2 separate regions of the Mus musculus genome follow, and region 1 is linked to region 2. Evidence: chromatin contacts called from ENCODE Hi-C or POLR2A ChIA-PET data. All regions are on one chromosome and are shown on one strand. Each heading gives the region's core, a stretch centred on a gene start or an enhancer-like site at or near the end of the contact. The rest is flanking DNA. Distances are from core to core; before and after follow the strand shown.

Region 1 (4,223 bases), core at 1,723-4,222, 36 kb before region 2:
CCCTATGAGAAGTACATGAACACAAAACTTCAAACTGTCTCAGCAGGCATAAAAGATCACTTAAAGACCTTTTATGGATATAAGGACCCAGAAGAAGAAGCAGCTGCTTCTTAAAGGCATGATTTATGCTTTATAGGCTACAAATCTGAACTGTCCAAGCATAATAAATACTCCACTCAATGGAATGGTTACCAATACAAACCTCTTTATAGCCAGAGTTTTAATGGATTTCAAAGGGCTTCTTCATACGATCCAGTTGATGTACAGCCTAGAGAGCCAGGAAGGTAGGGTGGACAACAGGAGTGATTATCCTGCCCAGTGCCTGATAACATGCCTACTCTATAACATGTTTTGTAACATTTGATAGTCTATTAGAATTATTTTAAGGAAAAATGTTCCCTTGTAAGACATATCCTTAGAACTACTTACAGGGCCACTTTCTTTGAGCCGTCTAAGATAGACAGCTAAAAATGATGGGTTTGGTTTTTGGGGGGTTTTTTGTTTGTTTGGTTGGTTGGTTTGTTTTGTTTTGTTTTTTCGAGACAGGGTTTCTCTGTGTTGCCCTGGCTGTCCTGGAACTCACTTTGTACACCAGGCTGGCCTTGAACTCAGAAATCTGCCTGCCTCTGCCTCCCGAGTGCTGGGATTAAAGGCGTGCGCCCCCATGCCCCAGCTAGAATGATGGTTTTTAAAGTTTCAGAAGTTGTGTTCTTTCATCCAAAATGCTTGAAACTTCAAAATCTTATGTGTGGGGCAGTTGTGGTTATATATATATATATTTTTTTTTTTGTTGCTTGTTTCATTGCTCAGTGCTTTGGAGCAGTTTATGGATTGGCGTTGCATAGCCTGTATTGGTAGAGGTGTTCTTGAGACTATTTCAAGGAAGTTTGTTTTGTTTTGTTTTTTGTTTTGTTTTTTGTTTGTTTTGTTTTTGTTTTGTTTTTTGCAATTTGCAGATCTCTATGATTCTAAATTTCTTTCTTTTTTTCGGGGGTGGGGGTGGGGTTCGAGGCAGAGTTTCTCTGTATAGCCCTGGCTGTCCTGGAACTCACTCTGTAGATCAGGCTGGCCTCAAACTCAGAAGTCTGCTTGCCTCTGCCTACCAAGTGTTGGGATTAAAGGTGTGCGCCACCACTGCCTGTTTTTTGTTTGTTTGTTTTTTGGTCTAAATTTCTTAATATACTTCAACCAAAACAACATACTGTAACAGATTGGCTTCGGAAACAGATATGGGAATCCAGATGTTTTCAGCCAGACAGACACAAGGAAGGTCTGCAAAGAGAGAAACTACACCACTTTCCTATTTGCTTTAGAGATGGTAACATGGATTCTTATGTTTTATTTGAAAAGAACTAAAAATAGTTAAAGCTTCCATTTTAATTTCTAAGTAGAAGTTCTCCAGAGTCCTCATTAAAATTTAAGAAGGCTAAAGGGGCTTAGAAAACAAAAGATTGATTATTTGACAGTCGAAGAGGCCACTCAGTAGATGAACAAGTGTTTGTGGAGGAGTGCAGGCGAAAGGGTCCTGGGGGTGGGGGGCACCATGTGTCTCCTCTTGGGACAGAGTTCCTTGAATGGTACTGAAAGTGATGGGGTGGGAGACGAATGCAGTACAGTCTACTTTTTCATTGTGTTTGTGGCCTGACACAAATTCAATGAACAGAAAAAGCTCTGGGAAAAAACAAAAAACAAAACAAACAAACAAACAAAAACAGCGATCAGAGTGTAGTGTCATAAAACAAGGAATCATATCTGCTGATTGCAGAATCAGGAACAACAAAATTGCTGTGTTCTCAAAAAAGAATAGAAAAAAAAAATCCCGGTTCAGGACTTTTGTTTATTGCCATCTTGTAAAAGATTTCTTAAGCATTAACTTTTCTCTTCTGACATATAATTTCAGGGGGTCACTAAAGGGTCAAATAAGCAAGAGATACAGGAAAACTCTAATGTACCTCCCCAGGCATATACTAAAATTTAATGTAACTGATGGGTACTAAGCATTTTGCTTGAGTTTCCTGCTAGTGTGAAAGTGCTTGACTTTGGGATGGGGGAAACAAAGTCCGTAGATTTACTTGATAACTCCTTTGGGATAATTTAACCTCTTTGAGTCTCATTAGCTTATCTAAAACGTGGATAATATTCATCTCACAAGATTGTCGGGAAACAAAGATAGCCTGTGTCAACAGTACAGCATAGGGCACTGCTGATCTTCAGCGAATAGTGGACAGTGCCTGTAAATGGCAAGGACAGCAGGCAAAACAGTGCAGACGACACTTTAAAAAGGTGGAAGTGCCAGTGTGTCACTACAGACAGAAGCTCTATGGGTACTTAAGGGAAAGAAGTGTCATACTTGTTAGGAGCTGAGAAGAGGCTTAGGGCGGGGGGGGGCGGGGGGGGGTCAGGGATATCCCTCTTTCCACGTCCCAGGTCCACTCCACCCCACCCGAGTGTCAAAAGGGTCTCCTGCGTCTTCCCTGCCAGATTAGAAGCACAGACCCTGTAGCCCGGCCGGATGTATCCCCAGATCCTTTGGCTGAGATTCTACATCAGGTTATCCACAGGGACCTACGACCCATTCACTCTTTCAGAGCCAAATTCAAGCGGAGCCGGCAAGGTCGGGGGTCTTAGCAACGGACTTCTAAGTTCCCACCCCTCTTCCCTCCACGCGTAGCTCATCAGCCTAGAGGATCTCCGGGGAGGGCACAACACCAAGGCCGGGGACTGCGGCGGAGCTCGGTCAGAGCACATCCCCGCCGTCCCGCTCCCCCCTCCTTACTCCCCACTCCAGCCCTCGAGCCCCTGGAACCCAGCGGCCGGCGTTCGCGTGCTCGCACATCGATTGGCACTGCCTCGCTACTCCGGCTCCAGGCGCGGCGAAATCCGCCCGAGCTCGGCCGAGTCCAGGGAAGCGCGGGGCGGGAACCAAGACAGGCGGGCCAGGGGATTGCCGAGTGCACGGATGAGCGCCGGTGCCGGCTCGCGCTCAGTCTGGCGGGTGGCGGCGCCGGCTGGTTGTGCGGCGCGAGGCCGGAGCCCCGCAGTTGCCGGCCCTGTCGCCTGCGGCTGGCGCGCGCGCTGCGCGTCCCTGCCCCCGGGAAGGCCGGCCCGCTAGGGGCTCGCGCGACCGACGCAGGGCCGGCGGGAGGGAGCGCGCGCGGGCGGCCCCGCCCCTCCCCCTCCGCCGCCGCGGAGCGCGCAGGGAGCAGCCAGGGGCTCGGCGGCGGCGGCGTCTGGCCCCAGCTCCTCCTCCTCCATCTCCTCGCTCCCTCCATCTGCCGTGGGTATGGCCCGTCGCTGGAGCACAAAAGAGTCTCAGCGGCGGGGGTCGGCGTGGCTCTTGCTTTTCCTCGCTGGGGTGTACGGTAAGTGTCCACCTCCCTGCGCCCCTCTGACCGAACAAAGCTGGGGCGACCCCGGGGGCCCCCCGGGCCTCCAGGACGGGCTGTGCTTGGGCGACCCGGGGAGACCTGGGTTGCCGACGGGACAAAGACCCACGCGGGATGGTGCGGGGAGGGTTGTCTGCCCGCGGGGATGCTGGGGTCCTCTGGCCGCCGCCGATCCTTCGGAGCGATGGAGGCGGGCCGGTCCGAGCCAGGGGTCCCTGCGGAGCGACGGCGTGCGGGAAAACTCCCCAGCCCGGCGCGAGGCCCCCGGCGGCTCGCTCCTCTAGCGCTCGCTGCCGGCTGTACAGTCCTCGCGCACAAAGATGTGACCGTGAGACTACGAAGGGGAGGTCGCCTCCGGGACGGTCCTGTCCCAGATCCTTCCCGAGGCAGGAAGTTCTCTTCTCAGTGAAATTGCTGTCGTGCCCATCTCTCTTAGTCCCCATTCCCTCCAAAAGCACCCCGATTGCTTCCTTCCCACCCCTCCACCTCTGCGCCTGGGGCTCTGTGGGTCTCGGGCGTGTAGGATCTCGTTCCCCAGTAGCTGCACTGGAGAGAAGGCCAGAAAATAGTTTCCAGCCCCACCTCAGTCTTTCTCTATTGGGACGTACAAGTCTGCCTTGACTCCCAGTTCACTTATCATTTCATCTGTGCCCTCTGATGCTGTTGTGACTCTTGCCTCATTCCGGTCTGCGATCTGGTTAGGGACACTACTTTACGGATTGCAGTCTGATTGTGTGTCACGACCGTGCTTTGTATGAACTAGAACTAAAGGAAATTAAGAGGACTGCTCACCACTGAGACCTCAGCTTGGGCTCTGACTTCACCATTCTTAGTTCT
Region 2 (4,448 bases), core at 1,671-4,170:
TACCATTTGCTAAAGGTGTCTTTTTTTCCAGTGTATATTTATGGGGTTTTTTTTTTTCACGATTATTCTAACTATCATGGTGTTCTTGTCTGTTTGTTTGGTGTGTGTGTGTGTGTTTCCATATGAAGTGGAAATTGTTTCAAAATTGGTAAAGAATTCTGTTGGAATTTTGATGGGGATTGCACTGAGTCTATAGATAACTTTTGGTCAGATGACATTTTTTTAATCCTACTAATCCATGAGCATGGGAGATCTTTCCATCTTCTCAAATGTTCTTCAGTTTCTTTTTCAAAGACTTAAAATTCTTGTCATACAAGTCTTTCACTTGCTTGGTTAGAGTTACCCCAAGACATTGTATAATATTTGTGGCTATCGTAAAGGGTGTTTCCTCAGTCTGTCATTTGTATATAGGAACACTCTAATTTCTGTGAGTTCATTTTATATCCAGCTGCTGAAAGTGCTACCAGTTATGGGATTTTTCCAGTGGAAATTTTAGGGTCACTTATGTATAGAGTCATATCACCTGCAAGCAAATAAAGGTATTTGACTTCATTCCAGTTTGTATTCCCTTGATCTTCAGTTGTAGTTCTGTTCTGGTTAAGACTTGTTGCTATATTGAATAGGTATGGAGAATGGACAGCCTTGTCTTTTTGTGGTTTTAGTGGAATTGCTTTAAGGTTTTCCCCATTTAAGTTGATGCTGGCTATATATATATATATATATATATATATATATATAGGCTTGCTGGAAATTACCTTTATGTTTAAGAATGCCTGTTGTGTTGGTAATCTCTCTAGGACTTTTATCATGAAGGGGTGTTGGATTTTGTCAAAGGCTTTTTCTTTATTTAATGAGATCATGTGGTTTTTGTCTTTCAGTTTGCTTATATGGTAGATTACATTTATCAATTTATGTTAATCCATCCATGCATCTCTGGGAAGAAGCCTACTTGATTATGGTAGATGACCTTTTGAAAGTGTTCTTGGATTCAGTTTGAAGGTTTCTATTGAGAATTTTATATTATTCCATGTCTGCCACGTGGCTGGTTAGTTCACCTCTCCTCAGTTTCATATGTCAGACTTATTCCATGTCTGGGGTGAGTCTTTCTGTACCTGACTATCTCCTAGAGTTCCAGTCTCTCTATTGGAACTTCCACTTTGTACTTCCTGCCTTTTGCTAATAGGCCATCAGCTTTTTACTAACAGATGACTCTTTTACATAGTGCACAAAAGAGTATCCATGCATTCTATAGTTTCTGTTGATATCCAGCTTTAATACATGGTGGTCAGATAGGATTCAGGGGTTTATTTCAATTTTTTTTTATATCTGTTAAGACTTACTTTGTGTCTGAGTATATGATCAACTTTGGAGAAAGCTCCATAAGTTGCTAAGAAGATGGTGTATTCTTGTGGTTGGGTTAAAGGCTCTGTAAATGTCTCGCAGGTCTGTTTGGTTTATGGTATAAGTTAGCTTCAGCCTCTCTCTGTTTAGCTGGTCTCTGGATGATTGGTCCATGGTGGGAGTCAGTACTGAGGCCTCTCACTATCCCTGCGTGAGGTTTAGTATGTGGTACTAGCTGTAGTTGTGTTTCTTTTACAAACTTGAGTGCTCTTGTTTTTAGTACCAGATGTTAAGAATTCCATTGTCCTCTTGGTGGGTTTTCCCTTTGCTGAGTGTGTAGCATCCTTCCCTGTCTCTTCTGGTTAGTTTGGATTGAAGTCTATTTTGTCGGATATTAAAGTGGCTGCACCAGCTTCTTAGGGCCATTTCCTTGGAATATCCTTTTCCATCCTTTTTCCCTGAGGCAATGTCTATTCTGATTTTAATATTTTAAAATTCACCTCTAAAGGACAAAGTGCTTTCATTCTTAATAACTATTAATCATCTTAGTTTATTGTTAGTTTTAAATAAAACTCCCTCAGTTTTATTAAAAGATCCAGCTAGGTTCAAATTTAAATTCATTAAAGCTTTTTCCAGTTTGTAAGTTCAAATCACAGCCTTTTGAATGGTGTTTTTGTAAATCACCAAATATTCTTTAAAGAAACTGTTTTTACAATTTTCATCCTGGAGTTTGCCAAGTGTATCTCAGTAATGTAATTAAAGATGTTCCCTGTCCTCTGCCTTCTCTATAAATTGATAATCGGATTTAGAACCAAGGTTACATAGCTACTAGCCACAGGGGCTATTTTAAATTTAAAGTTGAATTAACTACAATTAAATCAAATTAACTTACTTGTTATGGTACAGTGCCCACATTTCAAATGACCAATAGCCACATGTGCCAAATGGCTGCCAGAGTTAGATAATGTCTCTGGTGTGTGTTCATCTTTGTAGAAAGTTCTGTGTCATAGTTCTGTTAAGTAAAGGCTTGCTCAAATTCACTTTCCTTGTTGGAGTTCAACTTTTGGGAGCCAGTGTTTGCCTCTTTTTTACTGACTTTTGTGGCTAATGCCCAAGTCTGTTATGTCACTAAACGATGCAGAATACTGACCACAGTTTTAAAGTCACCTCTCACTAGCATGATCCCCCCAAGCTTCACTGCTGCATTAATTTAATTAGGCTGTGCCATTTTGCAAAACTTCGGCAAATGAATGAAGGACTAGAGGAACTTAAATTGAAAATGAGCCTCAGCTATGTGAATTCTAAGGAAGGGATGGGATTCCAGCTGAAAGAAAAATGCTGCAGTTTGTAGCCTGACCTGTCAGCCATCTGGCGATCCCTTTTCTCTACTTAACCATGCCCCAGTGTGCTTTAGAGAAATTAACACCTCACCCCTCAGTTCAGGACTGCCCTGCCATTCCATTTTGCTGTGAAAAGCTGGTCATGTGACTTTGACAACTGTAAACAGAATGGTGGGGCTGGCTTTCTGCCGTCCTGTGGGCGAGATGGAACTGCTGCAGCTGCTTCGTTAGGCTGATTAAGGCAGCAGTGTGTGGCCAGCAGGATTAGAGCGGTTTGGGCTCACACACAACTCAAGTGTAGAGTTCAGAAGACAACTTGCAGGCGTCAGTTCTTTCTCCCTGATTGGTTGCCAGGGATAGAACTTACTTGCTTACCTAACAGCAGGCCATTGGGGAGAATGTGCTGGCTTGCTGTCAACTCCAGTTAAAGCACTCGGCCCTGCCATACGCTGTGGGTGTGCTGGCTGCCTGGACCTTTATCTGGAGCTCCACCTGAGACCTCGTCCACACTCAGAGAAGAACTTCTTCAGTGGGTGACCTAGAAGTGTTTTAACTTTTGCCTTGTAGCAGCTCTTGATCTGTCACATATGCAGATTAGTCTAAGAGAGGGACCCTGATGCACATTTGGGGGTAATCTTTTTACAAGGTTTCAATCTATGATGCTCGGAATAGTGCTGTTGCCTCTCTAGTCCAGTTTCTGTTCCCCTGGCCTAGCAAGGTGTCCCTGCTCTGCTGGGTGTTCATGGACCAGGAAGTCTCCAGGCAGAAATCCTGTGCAGTAGCAGTGCTCACCTGATTTGTTCCTCTTGTCTAGGCAATCTCCAACTTACATCACAGACTGACATCTCGTCCCTGAGTTAGTTAACCTTTACCCCCAGCTTCTTAAACTGTTCAACAACTTACTGGCATGTTGCAGTTCCTGTCCTGACCTATAGGAGGAGCTCCGTGTGAGCATCTTAGTTTTGTTTATTTTCTTCTGGGTACATCATGGTCCCTTCACATCCCACCTTTCACCAATTCTCTGTTTTCTCTCTTGCATTTTTTTTTCAAATAGATCTGTAATTACATCATGTATAGGTTCACATTTCTTATGCAATTCTCAATGTCTGTGGTTTCCAATTGAATTGGCTGATATGGGAAACTAGTGAACACACCATTCTGTGTTTTGATAGAAAGTCTCTCATTCCGTCCTGAGTAGGACACTTGCATTATTTTCTCAAGAGAGTGTCAGCCCTTTGGGAGCCAGGACTTTGCATACTTCTTACTTAATGTCAAGTACTCTTTATTTGAGCAGCTAGAGACTGAATATCTCTATTTATGTCATGTTCTGTGCTAGTCCCCAGGGTTCAAAATAGCTGAACCCAGCTTTATCCCACTGCTGCCCCCAGCTTCTTCCTCCAGCTCCCCACTCCCAAGAATAGGACCTAGTGGGGTGTGTGTGTGTGTGTGTGTGTGTGCGTGTGCGTGTGCGTGCGCGCGTGTGCATGTAAGTCTAATAACTAACTGCTGTACATACACACATTTTTATTCCCCAAGAATGATAAGGAATAAGCAATATTTGTTCTCTCATTTTCTATTTTTTATATAATATGAATAATATTTTTCAAGAACTCTGTGCCTATGTATAACAAATTCAGTCCTTGTTTAAGTGTACAGAATTTATCTGTCTGACCTGTTCCTGGAGTTTACAGTTTTACTTACCCCTAGACTTACCAGGGTTTGCATACACATGTATGTATGTAACATGGCTATATAAATATGAATGTT

The links. A loop is a pair of places that touch in the nucleus more often than their neighbours do. ChIA-PET counts read pairs that join two places held with the same protein, here RNA polymerase II (POLR2A).
Region 1: a map of gastrocnemius shows a loop between it and region 2 (3-fold over the local background). The contact joins the promoter of Lrp12 here to the enhancer-like site in region 2. A Hi-C loop is called at or near these places in 8 of 37 maps with a recorded cell type or tissue (T-helper 17 cell, adrenal gland, gastrocnemius and 2 more). POLR2A ChIA-PET finds 5 or more read pairs at or near these places in 2 of 5 experiments (both embryonic stem cell).

Annotation. Positions count from the first base shown.
Region 1 is chr15:39,942,743-39,946,965 of GRCm38, reverse strand. Lrp12 (low density lipoprotein-related protein 12) reads left to right here and starts at 2,972. Exons shown (of 7, transcript NM_172814.4): 1 at 2,972-3,362. The coding sequence starts at 3,284.
Region 2 is chr15:39,906,341-39,910,788 of GRCm38, reverse strand. All of the region lies in intron 1 of Lrp12 (low density lipoprotein-related protein 12), which reads left to right. Among named protein-coding and RNA genes, the nearest start is that of Lrp12, 35 kb to the left of the region's middle. Within about 2 kb of position 2,920, at least 3 of the 3 ENCODE cell types and tissues checked have a DNase peak (open chromatin) inside an H3K27ac peak, as active enhancers do; they include gastrocnemius, heart and left cerebral cortex, where a contact is called at or near this core.